2 separate regions of the Homo sapiens genome follow, and region 1 is linked to region 2. Evidence: chromatin loops called from intact Hi-C (ENCODE). Cell type or tissue: gastrocnemius medialis. All regions are shown on one strand. Links, peaks and the distances in the headings refer to the core of each region. The heading gives the core; the rest is flanking DNA. Region 1 overlaps LSM11 (LSM11, U7 small nuclear RNA associated). Region 2 has its middle 140 kb from the start of CLINT1.

Region 1 (8,336 bases), core at 274-8,273, 230 kb before region 2:
TTAAACATATGCCTGTTTTTATGTTTACCTATAATTTTCATATAGCCGTATAAGGATTGATTTACCATTTTTTGCCCAACATGACAATTCTGGCTATGAAAATTATGTTTAAACTGTGTATGATCTATTTTATGTGCTCTATGTTCCCATTTGTTTGTTTGGTCTGGACAGTGGTTCTGGAATGAATTCTATCTAGTAAATTAGTAAATGTGCTGTTTTGTATAAAGCATGATAATTACTTTTTAACAGAAGTTCATTTTTAAAGATTACTCCCTTTTCTTTCTCTCTTTTTTTTGAGACAATTTCTCTCTTGTTGCCTAGGCAGTGCAGTGGCGCGATCTCAGCTCCCTGCAACTTCTGCCTCCCAGGTTCAAGCGATTCTCCTGCCTTAGCCTCCTGAGTAGCTGGGTCAGCCACCATGGCTGACTCATTTTTTGTATTTTTAGTAGAGAAGGGGTTTTACCGTGTTAGCCAGGCTGGTCTTGAACTCCTGACCTTGGGTGATCCACCTGCCTCAGCCTCCCAAAGTGCTGGGATTACAGGCGTGAGCTATCCCGCCCGGTCCCCTTTTCTTTATTATCGAAGATATTGTTTAAAAGAAAGAAAAAGTAGGTCCCAATAATATATGTGCTATTCAAAAAATGTGATCATTTAGGACATTATCACAAGTTGCTATGGAAATAACTGAAGACTTCCTCAGGAGAAGGAAAGAAAATGAGGAACATAATGATAGAGTCGGGGAACTCCCACTAGCTCACCTGAGGGGGGCTCGATGCAGCTGAAATACTGAATACTGAAATACTAGAAACCAACAAAACTGGTTTCTAGAATTCTCCAGGGATTTGGGCTTGGGAAACTTGGTAAGAATAGTTTTTATTTTTGAACATTCAACTTTGGTTCTTCAAAGTAATCTTTAAACATGGGAATATGTTTTCAAGACAATTTATAGGACATACTTATGTAGTTGGTGAGGTCTTCTCAAAAGTATCTACCTTTGTTAGATAATAACAAGTGATTAAGAAAGGGGAGATATGGTTTTATACTCATAACAATTTCCTGTGCCATTCTCTGTACACAGAGGTGATTCATTTACTCTCCCATTAGTAGAACTTGCACTTTGGGCTGTCTGTTCTAGTATTTGGGAAGTGTTTATGCTTCCTTCCAGGGACCATCTTATGATCAGAGGCAGGATGTCTGTGAGATGGTTAGCTAGAGTTAGCAGTGTCCGGGGAGAGTGGCTTTAGACCAGTCAGTACCTTGCTCTTTGTGCATGGTGCATGTCAAGTCAGGAAGCCAAGAAACCGTTGGCATTAAAATCTAGATGCATAGAGATCCTTGCTATGAGTTGTGGATAGGAGTGGCTCCATCTATCCTTGTGGTGAAAGAGTCCAGGAGCTCCTTTAGAGATTGTCAAGTCCTGAGCGATGAGCTGCCCTTAATCCTCAGAAGCCTTACAAAAATTGAGATGTACCATTTCTACCCTTTGAGAAAAAAGAAATAGAAACTTACTTGATGCAGAATGGATATTTATATTTCTGCTTGCACCATTTCCATAGCAGCTGACAAAGGCAAAATCATGAAATAGAATCATTTCTATAAATTGCTTCTTTAAGTTTTCTCTAAATTTTGCCTCTAGGAAAAAATTAAAACTATTCAATGACAGCTAGCTGTCACTGGTGCTACCCCAAAGCTTTCCAATCTTTTATGTATTTTTTGTGAATGAAACTGTTGCTGTAGGAAAGTCAAGGTTCATGTAAGAGTATCGTGGTGTAAATATAATGGTTTCACAGCTGTTTGAATTTTTCTTTTCCTGTGCCAGATATAGAATGCAGTCAACCCTTTTTCAGTAACTTATGTTCACCAGTCTGTGCTTTTCTTCTCCCAGAAGGCTTTTCTTAGTGGTTGTAAATGCAAGAATCCTGAGCCCTGTGTTGCAAAGGTGGGTGGTCTGTCAGCACTTTCTGGCAAATTGAGTTGATGGATTTAAGATAAGCCTTTGGGGTTCCTGTCAGTTTTCTGGGCCCTGAGGAAGGGTTGGGCCTCCTTTACTCTCAGTATTTTGAGTGTTTTTCAAATGTTTGTACGTTATCTTGCACTGCTCTAATAAAAATGAAAGCTCTCTGACAAGAAATAGTTCTGGATGGTTTGAAGATCTGCGGGGAAAAATAAGTGTGCACCTGAGACCTTCAGTTAGTCTTTTATTTATTTAGAATAAAAAATAGTTTGATAACCTACCAGAGTTAGTGCTTCTTTAAAAACACTCCTTGGAAAGATGGGGACTGTCCCTTAGGAAAGCCATAAAAGTGATTCCCAATACTTTGCAATTGCTTTTGATTTTTAGTCCTTTGGAACAAATGTGTGATGTTATGTCTGATGTTGTGTTTTTAGAGCTGTGAAAAGTCTGAAAAATTTCAAGGGGTATTATTTAAATGATGATTATCTGGCTGAATTATGTGTGAGCTAGAATCTAGGGTAGCTGTCCACTTCTTTTTCTGTTGTCCTGACAGTAAAGCAAATAGTAAGCCATGTCTTGAAAGTGATTTGCTTGTTTCATACTGACATCTAAAGACATCAGCCTTCTCTTTGGCAACCCTGGGGATACTCCTCTGCACCATAACTTATTAATGTTTTTTTAGACAAGGCTAAACCTGAATGACTCTACGTATCTATAGTTTCACTGCTCATATACCAGCTGCTACAAGAAAAACCATGACTTGTAAGTTTGTCTTTACTCCTAATTGCTAAATTAACTGAAACCCTTCCTGTCTAGGGAGAATTGCTGCTAGTAAGGTCAGTTTGCAATGTTCAGCTTTAGATATGTGTCGTAATGGGAGTCTGAAAACTGTAATAAACTGTATTCATATCCTGGCTGCTTTGTCTCTGTTGATTTAGGGGGGTGGGAGAGAGGAGGCAGGGGAGTCTGTTACCAAGTGAAGACACCTGTCTAGAAAGTTAGACCATCTCAAGCCTTCTGCATTTACATTATTGTAACCTTGTACCTTTTCTTTACCAAAGTCCACACATCTAAGTCACCACTCTTGCCGGGCGCAGTGGATCACGCCTATAATCGTGGCACTTTGGGAGTCCGAGGCGGGTGGATCACCTGAGATTGGGAGTTCGAGAACAGCCTGGCCAACATGGTGAAACCCTGTCTCTACTAAAAATACAAAAATTAGCCAGGTGTGGTGGCGGGCACCTGTAATCCCAGCTGCTCGGTAGGCCGAGGCAGGAGAATCACCTGAACCCGGGAGGCAGAGGCTGCAGTGAGCTGAGATCATGCCACTGCACCCCAGGTTGGGCCACAGAGCAACACTCAGTCTAAAAAAAGGAAACAAAAATAGCTGGGCATGGTGGCAGGCACCTGTAGTCCCAGCTACTCGGGAGGCTGAGGCAGGAGAATCACTTGAACCCAGGAGGCGAAGGTTGCAGTGAGCTGAGATTGCACCACTGCACTCCAGCCTGGGCGATAGAGCGAGGCTCCATCTCAAAAAATAAAAATAAGTAAAATAAAAATAAAACACCACTCTTGAGGTGGCTTTTTTCTTCCAAGTTTACTTGAAGTTCATGCTTAGGAAAGGAACTTGGCCCACATTCTGAATTATCTCCTCTAAGCTGCAAGCAGTGGTAATTGCCCTGTGAATTTATTCTACCTAATAGCTCACTGGCACTAGTCCATTCTGTTCATGATCTGCTGAAATCACCATTCATTCTGCTCCCTCTGAGTGTTTTACCACATTTGGCAAATCAATCTTCACATTCTTCCAAAAATATTTAAATTTTCTACCAGCTTTCCACTGTGCATGTACAGGAAGTTTAGCTGTCCCAGATTTGCCACATTGATTACTTGGATCTCTTCTGTGTGCTTCCAGAACTGAATCACCTGGTAAGGTAGACAAGAAAAGTCACATTTATTCTTAGAGGGGGAAACCTGAAGTTAACTGTCAAGACCCAGTTTCTCACTTTAAAGGATCCATTAACTTGAGCCCAGCTGACACACACCAAGTTGCTAACTGCTGCAGTAGAAAGGGAGGCAAGACCCGTGTGCTGTATGTCTGGTCCTTGCCTGTTTGTTTTGAATCTCAGATACTTCTGATTAAATGAGAATGTCCTAATTAATCAAAGTAATGGCAAAAGAGTCAGCTAGCTTGACACTGTAAATGTACAGTGACAGTTAAATGTTGGCAGGGAGTGGAGGCCAGTGGAAAGAGACACATCGATCACTCTCCCTGTGCTTCCAAGATAGGAGTGGCAAGCAGAAAAAAATGCCAACCGTTCTCTCCTTGGTTATAGATGAAGAGTTTTTCAGTCTGCTCAGTTACCACTAGGTGGCAGTGGGTTAAAGAAAACTGCTTACCTAGAGGTCCCAGAAGGACCGGAGTCTCTAGTCTCCAGTCACTGCTACAATTTATCGTTAAATGCTCACCAGTCAGGACTGAGTTAATTAAGGAAAAACAAGCTATAATCAACCCAAGTGGCAATATAAACGTTTCTTTTCAATATTGAATTTACCTAATTCGAAGCTCGGGAAGCCTGACTGATGGCGTTCAGGTAGTGAATGTGCTTGGGGAAGAGTGGCAAAGCGGGATTTCTCAGTGTCTGCTGTTTAAGGGGTCTCTCACTACTCTTCCATCCTGAGACTCCATCTCAGAAACTGTCAACTCCATCCAGCCTCTTCCCACCTGCTGCCAAGGGATTGCCCTGGGAAGCCTCTCTTAAAGCCCTTGTTTCTTAGCAACTGTCTCACTTTGAAACAATTCAGTTCTACCCAATGTTGCCTGAAAGCCCATTTGTGAGAGAGGTTGCAGCTCTCTTATGATTCTATGGCCAGAATTGAGCCTCCACTCCAAGATCGTGAGCAAATATGCTCGAGCCAGAGGGAACTTTCTAATAAACAGAGGAAAACCTGTTTTAGGTTGAGATACTGGCGGGCAGAAGTGGGGGGTGGGCAGTGCTAGTCAGGCTCCTCGCACATCACACCAAGACCTTCAAAAAGCCTTTCCCTCCCTACCTCAAGCATAATTTTTCAGCAGCCTATTCCTGTGGTGTAGAGGAATAACAGTATGTGAGATAATAGTAGATACTGGTCTTCAAATGTTTAAAAATAAGGTTATAATAAAGAGCCATTTTGATCCTTGGCAACTTGCACCACATTTCACTTAGTCACGCTGTGTGAAGAGGCAGAAAACAGATCATGCAATAAGAGACACGGTCCGTTTATAACATTTCATCCCTGCATTAAGCATATTACATGCATTACCTTGTTCAGATACCACCATGAGAGGAAGACTCTATCCCCTTGATATATGTGAGGAAACTAAAGCTCAGAGAGGTTATGTAAGTTGCTAAAATCTCTCTACTAATAAATAGTGAATTGAGGGGTCTATCTAGGTCTCACTGACTCTTAAGTTTATTGCCAGCCAATTTCACCTTTAAAATATTAAGTTTCTCAGACATTAACCAGAAAAATTTGAGAGTAAGCTGAGCCATCTCCCTAAACTAATCAGAAATCAGAAAGCTGAATTAAAATGCAGCATGGCTGGGTGCGGTGGCTCACGCCTGTAATCCCAGCACTTTGAGAGGCCAAGGCAATCAGATCACAAAGTCAGGAGTTCAAGACCAGCCTGGCCAACATGGTGAAATCCTGTCTCTACTAAAAAAAATACCAAAAAAAAAAAAAAAAAAAAAAATGCCAGGTGTGGTGGTGCGTGCCTGTAATCCCAGCTACTCGGGAGGCTGAGGCAGGAGAATTGCTTGAACCTGGGAGGCAGAGGTTGCAGTGAGCCGAGATCATCCCACTGCACTCCAGCCTGGGTGACAGATCAAGACTCTGTCTCGGAAAATAAAATAAAATGCAGTGTGGTGGTTTACTACAAGTGTCTAGTCCCTTCTAATTCACGCTACTCTTTGGCTGGGAGTGGGCACATGCACCCAGGGCTTCCTGGCTTCTAGAGAGAACCAGGGTGGGGAGCACCCCCAGGGGCAGCAGGCCAGCTGTGGCCCTAGGAAGAGTGGCTGCCAAGTGAGTGCTAGGAGGCCTTTGCCCACTAGTTAGTTTGGTCCTGGAAGGGGTATTGATCCCATAATCTTGTTGAAAAGAAGATGGAGTGACTGGTGGTCTCCCCAGCTCTTCAGTATACATTGAGAAAGTTCACCATCCCTTTCCAATCTTCCCCAACACTTGGGAAGGATGCTTTGTCCCAGCCTTGACTAGAAAATCGTCTAATTAAAGAAACTCTTCTCATGGCTAAACTATGGAAGTGCCTAAGCTACAGAAAAAAAAAATTATTACTTGAAGGACTGTATCTTTCTCCTTAGAGCTAAAGGAGGCATTTGGCAAGCTGTCTGTCCAGCTTGTAAAATTGCCCTTCAACTTGTATTAATTTCCATAGGATGGCAATCCTGGGAGGATCCCCAGCTCCTTCTCTTATTACCTCAGGAAACTCCTGATCCCTAATATAGCGATAATGCCACCTGCTTCATAGGTTTGCTGGTGTCAAGTGCTCAGGCCATACAGCAATCCCCTAATATCATTTATGCTCGATGAACATGCTGTGCCATGCTCAACGGCTTTCTTAACTTCCCTGTGCTTCCATTCTGTGTCCTGAGACCAGACCCGGCAAACAGATGGACAGAGTTGGATGTTTTCCTCCTTTTTTCCCAGCACGCAGGTGTTTGAAAGATTGCTTCTAGGCTTCCTGAGTTCTCCATGCTTCCTCAATTGGCTCTCCCCGGGTTAAAACTTCAGAATGCTATCAGCTTCTCCACTGCTGGGAGAGCTGTGTGTTCCCCCAGGAATGACATTAGGCTCCACGGGACATTCATTAGTTGGGGTTACGAGGGGGCCACAGGGCACTGGAATGGTAATTTCCTACATGGGACCCCAGTGACCCAGAGTGAGCTAGCTCAGCTGGTCTGAGCATGTGGCTAATGAGGACAAGGTCATGGTTTCTCTCCTGTGTGGGCCAATTAGTGTCACGTGGAAGGCGCGCTCCTGGGGCATCAGGCAGCAGCAGCCTTACACATGTGGCACTGGTCACTAGGATGGCTCAGTGTAGCTATCATCACTATCACAAACCCAACACAAAGCCTACATCTTCTTATTACGTAGCCCATTGTGTCCAAAACTTGGTCATTGACAGAGCACCTTCATGATTTTTGCCTTATCCTAAGCAGACCAGTACATTTTTATTTATTCAAGATTGTTCAATAAATTCTATAAATTGACTCACTTTTAAAAAGTTACCAATTTAAACAGTGACTCACTTTTCAGAGTAACCAGTGCCACACATGTAAGGCTGCTGCCTCACTTACAAGGAAGCTGTACGTCACTACCACCAATGGAAAATTGGGAATCTTGCCCTACATGAAAGTCCACGTTAAAATAAATACGTAACTATTGACATTAAAATGTCTTTGTGCCATTTGCAAACAGTTTCTAGGCCACGGTGATCAATGCACTGCGTGTTAATAAATGTTGCATGTATATAATCTGCATATGTTACATAATATCCACACTGGCAATAAAACGGTACCATCCACAAAAACAATATTATAAAACACCTGCTTTAGTGGGAAGAGCTGGGATCAGTGACTGGGGAGTTTCACACTTGAAGCAATGAAATTATTATTCTTAAAGCAATTTCAATACCAAGAACCTTTCTACTAGCCATAGATGTGTACCTATAAAAACTAAACTCTGAACAAATCCAGGGTTTAATTTACCTCTAGCTTTTGCTCAACAGTCGTGACTTTTGTTCACACCCTCCACTGGCACTATCATTAACATGGTGCTTCTTACACGTCCTATCATTATCATCTGTTTTGTGATAAAGCACAAACATGCAAAGCAGATGTTGACTGCACAACACCTCTGTTCTCCTTCAGTCATAAGCCAGTTCACGCTCATCTCCCCTGGTCGGCCAGTTCCTTATGGAGATCAAGATATAACCAAGAGTGGCGTTGGTAATAAAAATGTATTCCCTAATTAACTGGGCATGTTACATCCAATCCCGTTATGAAAATGTGCCCTGGAAGATGAATAAACATGAAAACACAGACACGAGGTTGAGAGACAGCCTAGCCACTTCCATTATTTCAGATTTCCAATACATTAAAAAATGAAGACATGTCAGAGCAGAGTTGTAAAAGTTCTGGTATATTTTTAAAATCCAACTGGAACAATGGACAGCGTTCAGTCCTCTCTGCGTATGTGACTGGTGTGCAGCCTCATTTGGAGCCGAGCCACAGTCTGCATATGAGGTCTCGGTGAATGTGAGGTCCCAAGGGTCCTCCCCTCCCCACCCCAGGCCCAGAGATGAACCCTGCCAGGAGCTTTG
Region 2 (8,336 bases), core at 162-8,161:
TCAATATTAACATCTTTTCAGTGTTAAAAATTTTAATTGTCCCACATATTTTGAATTAAAAAAATTTTGTTTTATTAAAAATTTTGTTTTTGTTTATTTATTTATTTATTTTTGAGATAGGGTCTCATTCTGTCACCCAGGCTGGAGTGCAGTGGTGTGATCTCGGCTCACTGCAACCTCCGCCTCTCGGGTTCAAGCAATCCTTCCACCTCAGTCTCCTGAGTAGCTGGGACTACAGGTGTGTATTTTTTAGTAGAGATGGGGTTTCACCATGTTGGCCAGGCTGGTCTCGAACTCCTGGCCTCAGGTGATCCACCTGCCTCGGCCTCCCAAAGTGCTGGGATTACAGGTGTGAGCCACTGCGCCTGGTCATTTTGAAATTTTTTGTTTTTCAGATTGTCTATTCGAACAGGAACCAAATAAGGTCCATATATTGTGATTGATTATGTCCTTTAAAAGGCTTTAAAAATCTATCAGTTTTCACTCTAATCTCCTTTATAATCTATCTTTGAGAAATCCAGATTGTCAGCATCCTCCTCTTTGCAGTTTGCTGATTGTATTCGTGGTATAGATTAACCAGTTTCTCTGTATTTTCTGTACATTGATGGTTGAATCTTGAGGTTTGATCAGATTTAGATGTGAATTTATTTTGGTAAGACTTCTTCACAGGTGGTGTTCTGCTCTTTTATTAGGAGCCACATGATGTCTGATGAGCTCTCTTCTTGTGATGTTAGCAGACTTTCATTCTAATTTCCTAGATCTATTAAATCATGATCGGTAACATGATGGTTAATTTTAGGTGCCACCTTGACTGGGCTAAGGGATGCCCCAATAGCTGGTACATATTATTTCTGCATGTATCTGTGTGAGCATTTCTGGAAGAGATTAGCATTTGAACTAGTAGATTGAGTGTTTTAGTCTGTTTGTGCTGCTACAACAAAATACCTGAGACTGGGTAATTTTTTATTTTTATTTTTGTATTTATTTATTTATTTATTTGTTTTTGAGAGAGAGTTTTGCTCTTGTTGCTCAAGCTGGAGTGCAATGGTGCGATCTGAGCTCACCACAACCTACGCCTCACCTCCCTGGTTCAAGTGATTCTCCTGCCTCAGCCTCCCAAGTAGCTGGGATTACAGTTGCGTGCCACCATGCTGGACTAATTTTTGTATTTTTAGTAGAGATGGGGTTTCACCATGTTGGCCAGGCTGGTCTTGAACTCCTGACCTCAAGGGATTGCCTGCCTTGGCCTCCCAAAGTGCTGGGATTACAGGTGTGAGCCACCGCACCTGGCCTATTTTTTTTTTTTTTTTAATAGAGATGGCGGCAGGGGGGGGTCTCATTACATTGCCCAGGCTGGTCTCGAACTCCAGGGCTCAAGCAATCCTCCCACCTTGGCCTCCCAAAGTGCTGGGATGTAATCCCAGGCAGAGGCTGTCGCACCTGGCCAAAATACCTGAGACTGGGTAATTTATAAAGAACAGACATTTATTTCTCATAGTTCTGGAGGATGGAAAGTTGAAGACCAAGGCTCTGGCAGTTGAGGATGTTTGGTGAGGCTGCGTCCTCTAGACAGGTGGAATGCTGTGTCCTTGCATGGCAAAAAAGCTAACGAGCAAGCTAAAGACCTAGACAAATGCCATAAAAAGCCTTTTTTCATAAGGGCCTTTATTTCTTTCACATGAGAGCAGCCCTCGTGGTGTAATCACCTGTTAGAGGCCCGTCTTTTAATACTATTACCTTGACAACCCCTGGATTTTGGAGGGGTTGTCACATTCAGACCATAGCACTGAGTAAAGAAGATCCCCCTCCCTCATGTGGGTGGGCAATATCCTATCCGGTGAGGGCCTGAATAGAACAAAAAGGCAGGGGAATTGTGAATTCAATCTATCTGCTTGATTTGGGACATCCAGTGCTCTTGCTCTGCGACATTGGAGCTCCTTGTTCTTAAGCCTTTAAACTCAGGCAGGGATTTTCACCATCAGATCTCCTACTTCCTGTTTTTGGACCTTGGCACTCAGACTGGAGCTTATACCATTGGCTTTCTGGCTCCCAGGCCTTCAGGCTTGAACTAGAACTATACTGCTTGCTTCCCTGGGCCTCCAGTTTGCAGATGGCAATTTATAGAACTTCTCAGCCTTCATAATCATGTGAGCTAATCCCTCATAATAAATCTCTTTCTATAGATCTACATATATCCTATTTGCTTTGTTTCTCTGGAGAACCCTGACTAATACAAATAGCAAAATAAGGCCAGGTGCTGTGGCTCATGCCTGTAATCCTAGCACTTTGGGAGGCCGAGGCGGGCAGATTGCCTGAGGTCAGGAGTTTGAGACCAGCCTGGGCAACACGGTGAAACCCTATCTCTACTAAGAATACAAAAATTAGCTGGGCATGGAGGCATGCGCCTGTAGTCCCAGCTACTTGGGAGGTTGAGGCAGGAGAATTGCTTGACCCCAAGAGGCAGAGCTTGCAGTGAACCGAGATCGTGCCACTGCACTCTAGCCTGGGCGACAGAGCAAGACTCCATCTCCAAAAAAAAAAAAAAAAAAAAAAAAAAAAAGGCAAATTAATAAATCTATCATCCCTTCTTTAATTATTGGCTGGAATACTTTAACAAAGAGAAATGTGTCATCTATTGTTATAAACTTCTAACTCACTTGGGATGAGAGATGACTTTATGATTCCTGTTCTTGCAATAAAAGGTATTTTGAAAGATTCCAAATTAAGCCAAAGAAATAAATTGCTAAGAGAGGAATTTTGGCATCAGAAACATCACTTTAAATGTTTGAGGTCCTGAGAATATTTGAGGTCTTGTTATGGCTGAAATAATATAAAGTAAATAATCTACAGTGCTACCCACAGCCCTCAACAATGTGCCCAACCCGCAATACACATTCAGTACATATTAGCCATTATTAACATCATATAATCTAACCATCGCATTTTAGATGTGGAAAATTGGGGGTTATTCATTTGTTTGTTCATTCAACAAATGTTTACTGAGCCCTTATTAAACTCTCTGAGGAGGCACAGTTCTAGGGGCTGGGGAAACCACAAAACCAAGTCTCTGAGTTTGTTGTGCTTTGTTGTGGGTTGTGGGAAATCTAAGAGGGTGATAAATGATATGAAGGAAATAAACAGGGTGATGTGTTAGTCCTACTGGGTGGGGCATTACTTTAGGTGGGGCGCTAACATTGGGAGAAAGGAGCCCGATAGGTAGAGGTGTAGAAAGAGGACTTTCCACGCAGGGGATACTGCAAGTGCAAAGGCTCCGAGGTGGGAATAAGCTGGACATGTTCCAGGAGCAGAAAGGCAATCAGTGCGGTTGAGTCTGAATGAGCAGGCAGAAGGGTGGTAGAAGGTCCATGTAGAGAGACAGGTGGAAGCAGAGATGAGAATCCTGTTTTTCTGGTGGCTTCTGTGTTGGTACATTTTGTATATAACTTTGTACGATTCGGGGGCCCACTTTGTACGATTTGCAGCTACAAAATACAGTGTTTTCAAAATCACTTTCCTCATCCTGCCTGTTTAGACCTGTGCCTTTTGAGAGCCAGTTCTGAAGCAGACAGCAGTTCCGTGCTGCACCCAGGTTTTCTTTCTGGCGGCTTGCAGCTCCTGGTGTTTTCAGGGACCGCTGGTGAGAGCTGCTGATTTGGAGTTGAAGAGCCAGCCCCAGGGCCGTTCCATGTCGTGCTCTGCCCTGACCTCTGGTGGAATCGGCCTGTTAAGACATAGACCAAGTGGGAATGTGGAAGTCCTTGCCTCCTTCTTCCATTTGGCTGGGAGTATGCGATGTATTATGAAGGCCTCCAGCACCTCAGGTCCTCTTCAGATTTTCAGGACCTTTGGAGGGACAGGATTTCAGACACTGCCATGGGATGGCCCAATGACTTTTGACCATCCAACACCTCTTGGCCTCAGGGATTGGCTCAGAAAGGGCACATGACCCAGTCTGGGCAAGTCAGGTCTTCCCTAAGCATTGGTACAGGGACCTTAGGAGACAGAGCATCTTTTTACCTGGGATTTGGAGTTATAATGTCCTTTTATACTTGGACTGCCAGTCTCCATCTCTTTGGCCACACGAAGGGAGGCTTCCTGAGAATTTAAATCAATACTGAGGAGGAAGGTGGGGTCTGGAGATGTGATGGGAACCATCATTTAAGCTCCTGCTTCGGTTTGGGCTTAGACTGAGCCAATAAATAACTTTTTCTCTTAAGCTGGTTTCAGTTAGGTTTCTGTTGCTTGCAACTGGAAATCTCCTAATTGCTATGTCAATCAGTGCTAGCCATCACTATTAGTAGTGGTACTGATCAAAAGTAAGTTTGAGGTAGATACACAATGGCACTCTATGGCAGAATCCACATTTGTCACTATATAGTGATCTGTTTTTCTGTTTCTAAATGTTGGTCTCTCTCATTCCATAAAGGCAGAAACCATATTTGTTTTGCTCATCAGTCTAGCTCACTGTCTAGTTGAGTAAGTCTTCAATAAATACTTGTGGAATGAATAAATAGTTGCATGGCAATGTTTACTGATGTGAGAAGGTAACTTACATTCTCTAATACTATTGTAGCCATCTAGGGGAATGTGCTTATTCTTTAGCTAGTCATGCTGAAGGGTTTATGGGCAAAGTTGGATGATATCTGCCGCAACTTAGTTGGTTCAGGAAAAAAAAGTATTATCTGTATGTGTATATCAATGACACAACCACAATGTGAAAGTTTAAGAGCTTTTAGCACTCACTACAACCCCATGCACCCATCACTCAGATTCAATAATGATCTGATGAGCCATCTTGTTTCATTTCTACTCCTACTACCTTCCTGTCTCTATAGACTTATTTTGGAATTATTTACTTTGAAGTAATTTCAAGCTTGCAAAAAAATTGCAAGTATAGTTTGGAGAATACCCAAATACTCTTTGTTTAAATTCACTATTTTTAAAAATCTTATCATGCTCCCTCATGTGCAATGTTTGTGTATATATATCTGTATGTGTTTACAGATATATGTGCATGTAGACATAAAATCGTTAATTTTTGGACCATCTGACAGTAGGCTGCATGGCTAAGGCCTCTTTACTTCATGTATATGTATATGTGTGTTAAGAGACAGAGTACAAATACAGCAAAATGTTAACCATTATTGAAATTAAGTGGTGGCTATAGAGGTATTCATTGTACTATTCTTTCAATTTCTATGTATTTAAAAATTATCAAAATAAAAAATAGGAAAAGAAAAAATATTACCATTGTCTTGATGTGCAGTCGTGATCACCCTGCTTTTAAGAAATTTCCAATCATGGCTGGGCATGGTGGCTCACGCCTGTAATCTCAGCACTTCGGGAGGCCAAGGCGGGCAGATCACTTGAGGTCAGGAGTTAAAGACCAGCCTGGCCAACATGGTAAAACCCCGTCTCTACTAAAGATACAAAAATTAGCTGGGTGTGGTGGTGTGCGCCTATAATCCCAGCTATTCAGGAGGCTGAGGGAGAAGAATTGCTTGAACCCAGGAGGTAGAGGTTGCAGTGAGTCGAGATCACGCCACTGCACTCCAGCCTGGGGGACAGAGTGAGACTCCATCTTAAGAGAAAAAAAAGAAATTTCCGATCCCCGAATTTCCTATAATTCGGGGAAATTACGGAAAAACTATTTGCATTATAAAGAAATGTTCATGTTCTGGGAAAAATATCTCCTCAAGTCTTCTTCAAATAATAGCAATTAAAATGATCCAATGAAGGCATACAGTTCAGCTGTAGAGGAAATGAAATTAGCCCAAGAGAACAAATCTTTTCTTTCCCTTCTCCCTTCCTTTCTTCCTTCATCTTTCCCTAGTTTGCTAAAATTTTTTAAAAAGCTCTTGTTTTCAGATTATAAAGTCACGGTAAAAAAAAGTTCAGACAATAATGAAAGGGGTAAAGAAGACATTAAAATTATCCACGACGTTACATTCTAAAAATAATAGTGAAAACAGCACAAAACACTGTTCTAAACACATTCATACTTTACTAATACCCCAAGGAAGTAGTTTCTACTATCATTCATATTTTACAGGTGGGGAAGTTGAGGCACAAAGGGGTTGAGTAAATTTCCTAAGATGAAAGTCCAGCTCCACCTAAGATTTGTAAGAGCTTGAATTCGAACTCAGGCAATCTGACTCTAAAACCTGTGCTCTTCACCACTATCCGACCCCACCTTGCTGAGAAAAAGGCACTTCGAACCCTTTGGTAAATATTCTTTTGTACAGATGTGCACTCTTGCTCACATACACACAAGTGCACACATATACAATCACGCACGTGATCATATGCATATACCCAGACATGTGCACATACATGTCACTAACACACATATGAGCACATCCACATTTTACAAAACAATCATTTTATTTATGGCAGTTGACATGGTTAGGCTTTGTGTCCCTACCGAAATCTCATCTTGAATTGTAATCCCCATAATCTCCACCTGTCAAGGTTGGGAGCAGGTGGAGGTAATTGAATCTTGGGGGCGGTTCCCCTATGCTGTTCTCGTGATAGTGAGTGAGTTCTTAGGAGATCTGATGGTTTTATAAGCGTCTGGCGTTTCCCCTGCTTGCATTCACTCTGTCCTGCCGCCCAGTGAGGAAGGTTCCAGCTTCTCCTTTGCCCTCCGCCATGACTGTAAGTTTCCCGAGGCTTCCCCAGCAATGTGGAACTGTGAGTCAATCAAACCTTCTTCCTTTATAAATTACCCGGTCTCAGATATTTCGTCATGGCAGTGTGAGAACAGACTAATACAGTGCTTCATGACTCATGTTTTACATACAAAAGTAGGCAGGAGAGTTTAACGAACCCCTGTTTTGAGTGAAACAATGAACTTTACTGTCTACAGCACCTGAGAGGCCCAGAAAGGAGAGGACCAGCAAGGGGACTACTGACTTGGGTTCCTTTGTGGCGGCCTTGCTATCCAGGCTCAGATTGCAGGCACGGCTTCCATGATGCAACCACAGTGTGAGTGTTTAGTTTTTAGCACTCACTACAACCACATGTGCCAGTCACTCAGATTCAATAATAATTTGATGACTCATCTTGTTTCATCTCTACTTCCAGTACTTTTTCCTCTCTATAGATTTTTTGGAATTATTTACTTTGAAATAGCTTCATACTTGCAGGAGTATTACTAGTATAGAAAATACCCAGCTGGGCCGGGTGTGGTGGCTCACGCCTGTAATTCCAGCACTTTGGGAGGCCGAAACCGGAAGGCGGAGGTTGCAGTGATCTGAGGTTGTGCCACTGCACTCTAGCCTGGGCAATGAGAGCAAAACTCTGTCTCAAAAAAAAAAAAAAAAAAAAAAAAAAAAAAGAAAGAAAATACCCAGCTGGGCGTGGTGGCTCACACGTGTAATCCCAGCACTTTGGGAGGCCTAGGCGGGTGGATCACCTGAGGTCAGGAGTTCGAGACCAGCCTGGACAACATGGTGAAACCCCGTCTCCACTAAAAATACAAAAAATTAGCTGGGTGTGGTGGTGGACACCTGTAATCCCAGTTACTTGGGAGGCTGAGGCAGGAGAATCACTTGAGTCTAGGAGGTGGAGGTTGCAGTGAGCCAAGATCTCACTACTGCACTCCAGCCTGGGTGACAGAGGGAGACTCCATCTTAAAAGAAAATACCAAATGCCCTTTATCCAAATTCACTAATTTTTAACCTCTTGCCATATATGCTTTATAATTCTCTCTCTCTGATTTGCTCTATATATGTATATATATATCTGTATGTGTATATACTTGTGTGTATATGTGTATATATATATATAAAATCATTAATTTTTGGGTCATCTGACAGTAGGCTGCGTGGCTAAGGCAGCTTTACTTCATACTTCAATGTCCGTTTCCTGAGAACAAAGATATTTTCTTACATAGCCGTAGTAACTAAATGGAGGAAAGTTAATTGATAGCAATACTTAACATCTATGGTCCGTATTCCAGTTTTGTCAATTGTCCCAATAATGTCCCTTATAATATTTTTTTAACGCCTAGTCCAGGATCTAGTCCAAGATCATGCATAACATTTGGCTGTCATGTCTTGTTGGTCTCCTTTCATTGGAACTGTTCTTTAGCCTTTCTTTGCCTTTGATGACATTGACATTTTGGAAGAATAAAGGCTATTTATCTTACAGAATGTTCTTCAACTTGGGTTTATCTTAAGTTTTCTCTTGGCTATGTTCAGGTTAGGTCTTCCTGGCCAGAATGCTACTGGTCCAGGACGTTGTGTCTGTCCCCAGAAATCACATCTGTGGGTACACAATGTCCATTGATGATGGTAATTTTCATCACTGGGTCAAGGTATTGTCCAGTTTCC

The links. A loop is a pair of places that touch in the nucleus more often than their neighbours do. Peaks named below come from ENCODE experiments on the same cell type or tissue, not always from the same donor. Only the 100,000 strongest peaks of a DNase experiment are listed, where the experiment ranks them.
Region 1: a loop joins it to region 2, with 11 times the contacts of the local background. A loop is called at or near these places in 29 of 110 quality-filtered maps.

Annotation. Positions count from the first base shown.
Region 1 is chr5:157,757,842-157,766,177 of GRCh38, forward strand. LSM11 (LSM11, U7 small nuclear RNA associated) reads left to right here. Exons shown (of 4, transcript NM_173491.4): 4 at 1-2,868. Among named protein-coding and RNA genes, the nearest start is that of LSM11, 18 kb to the left of the region's middle. RefSeq lists a silencer at 4,243-4,292. In gastrocnemius medialis, for the core only: a CTCF peak has its summit at 4,317 (motif pointing right); no DNase peak of the experiment used is centred there.
Region 2 is chr5:157,991,392-157,999,727 of GRCh38, forward strand. No RefSeq gene overlaps it. Among named protein-coding and RNA genes, the nearest start is that of CLINT1, 140 kb to the left of the region's middle. In gastrocnemius medialis, for the core only: a CTCF peak has its summit at 3,702 (motif pointing left); a DNase peak (open chromatin) is centred at 3,710.